2 separate regions of the Homo sapiens genome follow, and region 1 is linked to region 2. A link is a contact called in ENCODE Hi-C or POLR2A ChIA-PET data. All regions are on one chromosome and are shown on one strand. Each heading gives the region's core, a stretch centred on a gene start or an enhancer-like site at or near the end of the contact. The rest is flanking DNA. Distances are from core to core; before and after follow the strand shown. Region 1 has its middle 3.1 kb from the start of C19orf84. Region 2 holds the start of SIGLEC9 (sialic acid binding Ig like lectin 9).

The links. Hi-C counts contacts between places; a loop is a spot of excess contacts on that map. ChIA-PET counts read pairs that join two places held with the same protein, here RNA polymerase II (POLR2A). Pooled maps may share reads with other maps.
Region 1: a loop to region 2 is called in a pooled map, with 3 times the contacts of the local background. The contact joins the enhancer-like site here to the promoter of SIGLEC9 in region 2. A Hi-C loop is called at or near these places in 5 of 50 pooled maps. POLR2A ChIA-PET finds 5 or more read pairs at or near these places in 3 of 52 experiments (CD4-positive, alpha-beta memory T cell, WTC11 and activated naive CD4-positive, alpha-beta T cell).

What each region holds. Positions count from the first base shown.
Region 1 is chr19:51,391,483-51,395,847 of GRCh38, forward strand. No RefSeq gene overlaps it. Among named protein-coding and RNA genes, the nearest start is that of C19orf84, 3.1 kb to the left of the region's middle. RefSeq lists enhancers at 2,380-2,976, 4,032-4,241 and silencers at 2,882-2,941, 2,952-3,091. Within about 2 kb of position 2,814, at least 32 of the 41 ENCODE cell types and tissues checked have a DNase peak (open chromatin) inside an H3K27ac peak, as active enhancers do.
Region 2 is chr19:51,123,576-51,128,055 of GRCh38, forward strand. SIGLEC9 (sialic acid binding Ig like lectin 9) reads left to right here and starts at 1,331. Exons shown (of 7, transcript NM_014441.3): 1 at 1,331-1,820; 2 at 2,022-2,300; 3 at 2,506-2,553; 4 at 3,455-3,721; 5 at 4,374-4,464. The coding sequence starts at 1,400.

The DNA of each region.
Region 1 (4,365 bases), core at 1,564-4,063, 270 kb after region 2:
AGACACAGAATCTGGACCACAATTAGGCTGAACACATGAGATTTACTTATTGTTATTGCTGGTGGTTGTGACAGTGTTTTGCTGAGAAGCAATCGTCATTATTACATGCATTCATTTAAGAAATATTCAATGCCTGCTATGATTTGGGCTCCAGGCTGCACACGGGACAGAATAGACATGGCCCCTACTCTCAGGAAACTTGCATGCTTGTAAGGGAGACAGACGAGACATACATAGCATATATTCTGTAAGAATATGTACCTGAAGATGTCAAATCAGGGCAAGAGGATATAGAGTCACCGAGGTAGGGAGATAGAGCAGATAACGTGGTTAGGGGCCTGGCCCGGTGGCTCACGCCTGTAATCCCAGCATTTTGGGAGGCCGAGGTGGACGGATCACTTGAGGTCAAGAGTTTGAGACCAGCCTGGCCAAGATGGTGAAACCCCATCTGTACTAAAAATACAAAAATTAGCTGGGCGTGGTGGCAGGCACCTGTAATCCCAGCTATTCGAGAGGCTGAGGCAGGAGAATCGCTTGAACCTGGGAGGCAGAGGTTGCAGTGAGCTGAGATCGTGCCGCTGCACTCCAGCCTGGGCAACAGAGTGAGACCCTGTCTCAAAAATAAATAAAATAAATAAATAAATAAATAAAAATACAAAAATTAGCCAGGCATGGTGGGGCATGCCTGTAGTCCCAGCTACTTGGGAGGCTGAGGCAGGAGAATCACTTGAGCCCAGGAGGCGGAGGCTGCAGTGAGCTGAGATGGCACCATTGCACTCTAGTCTGGGCTACAGAGTGAAACTTCATCTCAAAAAAAAAAAAAAAAAAAAAGAATAAAAAATTAAGTAGATAAGATGGTTAGAAAAGGCTGTTATGGGAAGGTACTGGAAGACTGGAAGTTGAATATTCCTGGGGAGGGAACAGCTTCTGAAAGTAAAACAAATGTAGTGATTCAGGGACTGGAAAATAATCAGCTAAGAGGAGTGGCATAGGTATTTATATTTTTAAATAAATGCTTTATGTTGCAATACTTTTTGCGTGTGTTTTTTTTGAGACAGGGTCCCCCTCTGTCACCCAGGCTGGAGTGCAGTGGTGTGATCATGGCTCACTGCAGCCTCAACCTCCTGGGCCCAAACCATCCTCCTACCTCAGCCTCCCAAGTAGCTGGGACCACAGGCACACACTACCACACGGGGTGCCTTATTTTGTAGAGACAGGGTCTCAGAATGTTGTCCAGGCTGGTCTCAAACTCCTGGGTTCAAGAGATCCTCCTGTTTTGGCCTCCCAAAGTACCAAGAGATTACAGTCATGAGCCACCATGCTTGGCCTGGAATACTTTTATACTTAGAGAAAAGTTACAAAGATAATACAGAGAGTTCTCATTTACTCCAGACAGGAGTTCCCCTAATGTTGCCATCTTACATTGTCATGTAATGTACATGGTACATTAGTCACAACTAAGAAACTGACAGGACTATTAGGTAAACTGCAGGCTTTATTTGGATTTTACCAGTTTTTACACTAATGTCCTTTGTTTCTGGTCCTGGATCCAATCTGGACTACCACATTGGATTTAGTCATCCTCTCTCGTTAGTCTTCTCTAATCTGCAGCACTCTCTAAGTCTTTCCTTGTTTTTCACAACCTTGAGAGTTGGGGGAGTTCTAAATTATTTTGTAAAATGAAGGTCTTTTTTTTTTTTTTGAGACAGGGTCTCCCTCTGTCACCTAGGCTGGAGTGCAGTGGTGCTATCTCAGTGCACTGCAACCTCCACCTCCCGGGTTCAAGCGATTCTCCTGCCTCAGCCCCCTGAGTAGCTGGGATTACAGGCGCCTGCCACCACGCCCCGCTAATTTTTGTATTTTTAGTAAAGATGGGGCTTTACTATGTTGGCAAGACTGGAGATCTATTTTAATGAATAATATGAACTAATTTAATCCACATTTTAAAAAATTATGTATTTATTTTAATAGAGAAGAGGTCTCTCTATGTTGGCCAGTTGGTGTTAAACTCCTGGCCTCAAGCAATCTTCCCACCTCGGCCTTCCAAAGTGCTAGGATTACAGGGTATTTTAAAATTTTTATTTATTTATTTATTTATTTATTTATTTATTTATTTATTTAAGACAGTCTTGTTCTGTCGCCCAGGCTGGAGTGCAATGGCACGATCTCCGCCCACTGCAACCTCCGCCTCCTGGGTTCGAGCGATTCTCCTGGCTCAGCCTCCCAAGTAGCTGGGATTACAGGCATGTGCCACCATGTCCATGTCCAGCTAATTTTTGTATTTTTAGTAGAGATGGGGTTTCCCCATGTTGGCCAGGCTGGTCTCGAACTCCTGGCCCCACGTAATCCTCCTACCTTGAGTGCTGGGATTACTGGGATAGGCCCCCGTGCCTGGCCCACAACATTGCATTTTAAGGAGGAGAAGTCCCAGGCAACAGGATCGCCCTATGCTGGACGATGTTAGTGGCACTGAGTGGCCGGAATAAGATTTTTGCCAAGAGATCTGGCTTGCTTTTCTTTCCTGGAGACTGATGAGAACCCAGATCTTCAGATTTCAAGTCTGGGTCTATCCATTCGGTTACTTTAAATCCCAGAGGCAGATGGCGCTCACTGCTCAAGTCTAGCGTCATGGGATTGTTCTAGCTTGTTCTTTTATTGCTTCTCCTATTACTAAGATCAGGATCTGACGCCATTTGGAAACCAGGGTCTGACCGCTTACCACGTACCTCGCCCTTTAAGGCTTTTTCTGTCCCGTCCCCCGTGCCCCTGCGGCGCTAGGAGACTGGAGGCGGGACCTTGTGTCGCTAAGGAAATGCCCTTTACTCAGCTTCCAAAATTGACAGGCTAGTTCTGAAAACTGGCCAACCAACTTCTGCTTAAGGGGAAGCGAGACTTCCGATTTGTAGGGGAACGCAGCGGCGATTGGTTAGAGTCCCGCCCACTTGTTAAGCGTCGCGAGCCACTATTCTCGGCTCTGATTGGCCAGAGAACTCGCGCCGCTTTTGAATCCCCACCCTGCGGACCCCGCGCGCCTCGCCTTCTCCCTCTGGTTGGCGAGCGCCTTTCTGCGCCTTCAGGCATTTTTGCTGAGGCTTTTGTCTGCGCATGTGCGGGTAGGTTCCGGTAGCATCCGGGAGACCCGGCCCAGGCCTGGAGATGCTGAGCGGAGCTTGGAGGGAGAGAGGGGACTGGGTTGTTGAGGGGAGAATCCCTCTCGGCATCTCCTTGGCCCACTGGGGAGCCCCATTGCCCCATCCACCGCTTAGAACCAGACCCTTCCTTTCACTCTCCACTCCCTATCCCTACCGGCTTTAGACCTTCAAAGTTCCAAGATTCGACCTTCGGGGTCTCCCCATTTCGTAGGGGCTTACAGATTTCCTAAAATCCCCCTCCTCCCCGAACCCCCTTCCGTCCCTGGAGATTCTGGGGTCCCTGCTCTTTCCCATTCATTCCACCCCATCTACTTGGGACCCTTCCAAGGGCAAGGGGGGCCTCTCAGTGCCTCTCCTACCCTCATGTCCTTTCTCCTCTTTTAGGTCCAGGAGGTCATCTTTGCCTCCCTTCCTTGAAATCTCCCCAGATTTAGAGGCCCTCACCCAGCTTCTCCCCTCTCAGCCCTGTCGAGGTGTCAAGGTTCGGGGATCACCTTTGTTGTTGTTATTGTCGAGGCGTCAAGGTTCGGGTGTCACCTTTGTTGTTGTGTGTTTTTTTTTTTTTGAAACTGAGTCTCGCTCTGTCGCCCAGGCTGGAGTGCAGTGATGCGATCTCGGCTCACTGCAACCTCCGCCTCCCGAGTTCAAGCGAGCCTCCTGCCTCAGCCTCCCGAGTAGCTGGGATTACAGGTGCCTGCCACCAGGACTGGCTAATTATTGTATTTTCAGTAGAGACGGGGTTTCACCACGTTGGCCAGGCTGGTCTCAAACTCCTGACCTCAAGTGATCCACCCGCCTTGGCCTCCCAAATTGCTGGGATTACAGGCGTGAACCACAGCGCCCGGCCTAAGCCCTAGCTGTTCATTGCCACAATGAGAGGAAGTACAGGAAGGTGTTGAGATCATGGGCGTGGAGTCCAACTGACATGCTTGACTGATGTCACATACTGCTCTGCCCCTGAAAAGCTGAGTCACCTTGGGTAATTTGCTTAGCCTCTCTGAGCTTCAGTTTCACTCGGGAGCTGGCCAAGAACACTTGTCTCAGAGTTGCTATGACATTCGAACATGGCAGTGTACGTAAAGGGCTCGGCATGGAGCTTGTTCTCATTAAGCCCCATGGCACGTGGGCATCTATGCTTTTTTTTTTTTTTTTTTTGTAGAAAAAAGTTTATTTGCTGGTTATTGTTTGATCCTTGAAATACAATTCCTCACTG
Region 2 (4,480 bases), core at 81-2,580:
CCTAGAAAAGCATGGAGACCATTAGCGTTAAAGTGAGGCTGGGGCTGCTTCAGGAGGAAGTGGGGTGTGGCTGACAGGAAGTGGGGTAACAAAGAGGAGGTGTTGCGGCATCCCCAGTGTTCTGTTTCTCTAAGCATGTTCATATGTGTAAACCGCTGAGATTTTTTCTTGGGGGGAAGACATTTTTATCTATATGGCTTATATTTCTCCCAAAAATATTTCTAGAAAACTGACATCGGTCTAAGGAGGCTCCACCACACAGGATACTCCCAGTTCCTCCCAGCCCAGCCACACAGTTACAAAAAATCTTCTGCTGAATTCAGGTGCATGTTTCTTCTCCCATGAAATCCTGCCCATCGCGGAGGGTGCATGCCCCGGGGCTGGTGTCCTCACTCCACATCTCCTGTTCACCGGGACCCCTGGGAGCAGAGCTTGCAGAAGCAAAGCCCCAGGGCCAGCTGATCCCTCATGTTCTGGAGTAACCAGGGAAGTGTGGCTGAGCGAGACATCGGTGGTGAAGAAACCCTTCGTGGTGCAGTGAGGAAAGGAGAAATATCTTCCCTTTTGAAATCTGCCCCTTTTCTTCCGAATTTCCTCCCTTCCAAGCCCCACAGTACAACAGTCACAGCCTCAGTTTCCCAGACCTCCTGCGAGCCAGGCTCCCCTCTGTGTCCTTGGCGTGTATCAACACATAGAATCCTCACCTCCACAGCCCCATGTCCCTCTGCTCAGTCCTCCTGAGATTGAACCCCTGACCTACGGGAGAGTGACCCCATCCTGCCTGTGCCCCCCAACTGAAGCTCCTGCCGTGGACAGCTCAGACGTCAGGAGCCTCCATGTCTCCCCTCCGCACAGTGACCCCTTGGGGACAGTGTCCAGCTCTGCTGTGTTGACCTCGTTGTGCAGAAAGGGGGTGCCCACCTCGTGCTTGCTTGGGGGGGATGAGAGGCTGCCTGCTCACCCCACCTGCACCCCCATCTCTCATGGCCCCAAGTCCCACCTCTGAGCTACGCAGATATCCACAGCCTCTGACTCAGGGGTCTGGCCAGATGGGACTCATTTTCACCCTGCAGAAAATGTCACCTAAGGGGAAGGGCATTGAGAGGGAGGCAGGAGGTGGGGTGGGCCCTGCATGGGGTGGGAATCTGGGTGAGTCTGTCTCCCGCTCTGGCCTCAGGGACCCAGGAGTGAACATGGGGTGGTGGACGGTGGATCTCCCAGGGCTGACCCGGGCCTGACAGTGTCTGGGTGTAAAGTTCCTCCTCTGAGGAGGTCACTGTTCCGACCTCGCCCCTGTCTTCCTGTAGGGCCTCCTCTAAGTCTTGAGCCCGCAGTTCCTGAGAGAAGAACCCTGAGGAACAGACGTTCCCTCGCGGCCCTGGCACCTCTAACCCCAGACATGCTGCTGCTGCTGCTGCCCCTGCTCTGGGGGAGGGAGAGGGCGGAAGGACAGACAAGTAAACTGCTGACGATGCAGAGTTCCGTGACGGTGCAGGAAGGCCTGTGTGTCCATGTGCCCTGCTCCTTCTCCTACCCCTCGCATGGCTGGATTTACCCTGGCCCAGTAGTTCATGGCTACTGGTTCCGGGAAGGGGCCAATACAGACCAGGATGCTCCAGTGGCCACAAACAACCCAGCTCGGGCAGTGTGGGAGGAGACTCGGGACCGATTCCACCTCCTTGGGGACCCACATACCAAGAATTGCACCCTGAGCATCAGAGATGCCAGAAGAAGTGATGCGGGGAGATACTTCTTTCGTATGGAGAAAGGAAGTATAAAATGGAATTATAAACATCACCGGCTCTCTGTGAATGTGACAGGTAAGGCACAGGCTCCAGGAAAGGCCACAGGGAAAGGTCATGGGGGCGGCAGGGAAAGGCTGGGATGGAGCCCCTGCCCCAGGAGAGGGCTTAGGGTGAAGCGAGTTGGCTCAGGGCAGGAGCTGGACCAGAGCCTGAGCTCCCCCCAGGGCTGCACCATGGATCCTCTGACCTGATCCTGAGTCCCCCTCTCTTCACCAGCCTTGACCCACAGGCCCAACATCCTCATCCCAGGCACCCTGGAGTCCGGCTGCCCCCAGAATCTGACCTGCTCTGTGCCCTGGGCCTGTGAGCAGGGGACACCCCCTATGATCTCCTGGATAGGGACCTCCGTGTCCCCCCTGGACCCCTCCACCACCCGCTCCTCGGTGCTCACCCTCATCCCACAGCCCCAGGACCATGGCACCAGCCTCACCTGTCAGGTGACCTTCCCTGGGGCCAGCGTGACCACGAACAAGACCGTCCATCTCAACGTGTCCTGTGAGTGCTGGGCCGGGACGCCTGGGTCCCTGATGGGGTGAGCGTCAAGCCTGGACACTGGGTGCTGGGTCCCGGAATCTGGGCTGGTGGTGGGGTCAGGAGGACACTGGCTCTGCCTTCCCTGTTTATGCGGCTCCTGGGGACAGACAGGGCCAGTGTCCCCAGCCCTCACAGTGATGCGGGTCTCCATGTCTTTCTGTCCCAGACCCGCCTCAGAACTTGACCATGACTGTCTTCCAAGGAGACGGCACAGGTAGGATGGAGCTCCCTCCCTGGGGCTGGAGGAGCAGGGCCTTCAGGTCAGGATGGGGCTGGCTTATTCCTCAACCTGGACTCACTTTGGCAAACAGGGATGTCCTTGTGGGTGAACTCAGGGCCCCTCTGTATCCTTAGGCCCCAAGGCCACTTGTTCCCATCCTCCCATCACCTCCCTTGGACTCCCCCACACACCCCCCCCTCAGCCTCAAACAAGAAGAGGGTGGCATTCACACAGCAGGACCAGGCTTTGAGGCTCCTTCTCATGTATCTCCTGAATACATCTCCACCCTTATCTGTTTATTTCTGATAGTTCTGATCTAAGTACTTCTGGACAGGTGATAAATGTCCATGGGCAAAAATTCAAATTGCAGAGCAAAGGCTCTCCTCCGATGCCTGCCCCCCTCCCCAGAACCAACCACTGTCCATCCAGGCTGCCCTGAGTCTCGGTTTGTACACCTGGAGGATCTCAGAGGTGGTTTGACGTCCGTAGTGAGACTGTCCGCACCCTCCTCTAGGGCTGTGTGTGAGTCCACTGCATGGATGGACTCTGATTTTGTGGCATCTCCTAATGGAAGATCACGGCACTAATTTCATCCTACGGCAGGATAGAACAATCTTGTATCTACTTCCACAGGAATATCTAAGCCTGTGGGTTAAGTTCCTAAAAGCAAAATGTAGCTACATTATATGTTCTTTCTTATTTTGAAAGATAAGCCCAAACTGTTCTCGATGAAGCGGGGAGAAGTTTACATTCCCAGCAGTGAGTGGTGAAAGTGTGTGTTTCCAGAACTTCAGTCTATGTCTGTGTGTCAGTTGCTGTCATCAGTCTCTTTCTGTATCCTTCCTTTTTCTCCAGATCTATGTATCTCTCTGACCCTCTGTCTCTTTTTCTACAGTATCCACAGTCTTGGGAAATGGCTCATCTCTGTCACTCCCAGAGGGCCAGTCTCTGCGCCTGGTCTGTGCAGTTGATGCAGTTGACAGCAATCCCCCTGCCAGGCTGAGCCTGAGCTGGAGAGGCCTGACCCTGTGCCCCTCACAGCCCTCAAACCCGGGGGTGCTGGAGCTGCCTTGGGTGCACCTGAGGGATGCAGCTGAATTCACCTGCAGAGCTCAGAACCCTCTCGGCTCTCAGCAGGTCTACCTGAACGTCTCCCTGCAGAGTGAGTGCACCAGTATGCTGGGGAGGGGCTGGAGAGGAGAACACACCTCCTCCACCCTTAGTAACTGCTGAGCGTGGACCTTCAGAGAGGAGCTCCGCTCTGGTCTGTGCTCAGCTGTGAGGTCTGGAACTTCCCTGGGACCCACAGCACCACTGTCCTCTTCCTGCCAGGGAAGGGTTGTGGGGTGGGGAGAGGGCAGGAGTGGATCTCAGAGGGGACAGGATGGGGCCGGACAGGTGTGTTTAGGGAGACAAGCGCCTTTCTTTGCAGGGCTGAACTGGAGTCACACAACTGAGATACTTGCTTTGAGCATCAAATTAAAAAAAAGAAAAAGCCCAGCAAGTCAGCAATCAAATGAAATCATATTGCAATGCAATAATCTTTTAAAAAAAGTAAAAATTGAATGCAAAACAAATTCATTAATGGATAAAATATTAAAATTGTGAAAAAAAACCCCAAAAGGAATGGCTGGCACTTGCACGCCTCACTGGCCTCAGGAAGAGTCTCTCCATGTCCTGCTCTCTCTCATTCCTGTTCTTTGTGTCTGGAAAGGGGAAGTGGAAATAGAAGTCTAGGACCCTACAGGAAGTGGGAGGAGAAGAGACCCAATTCTCTATGATATATCACAAAAATAACTCCCATCTGTCAACAGGCAAAGCCACATCAGGAGTGACTCAGGGGGTGGTCGGGGGAGCTGGAGCCACAGCCCTGGTCTTCCTGTCCTTCTGCGTCATCTTCGTTGTGTAAGCATGGACCCTA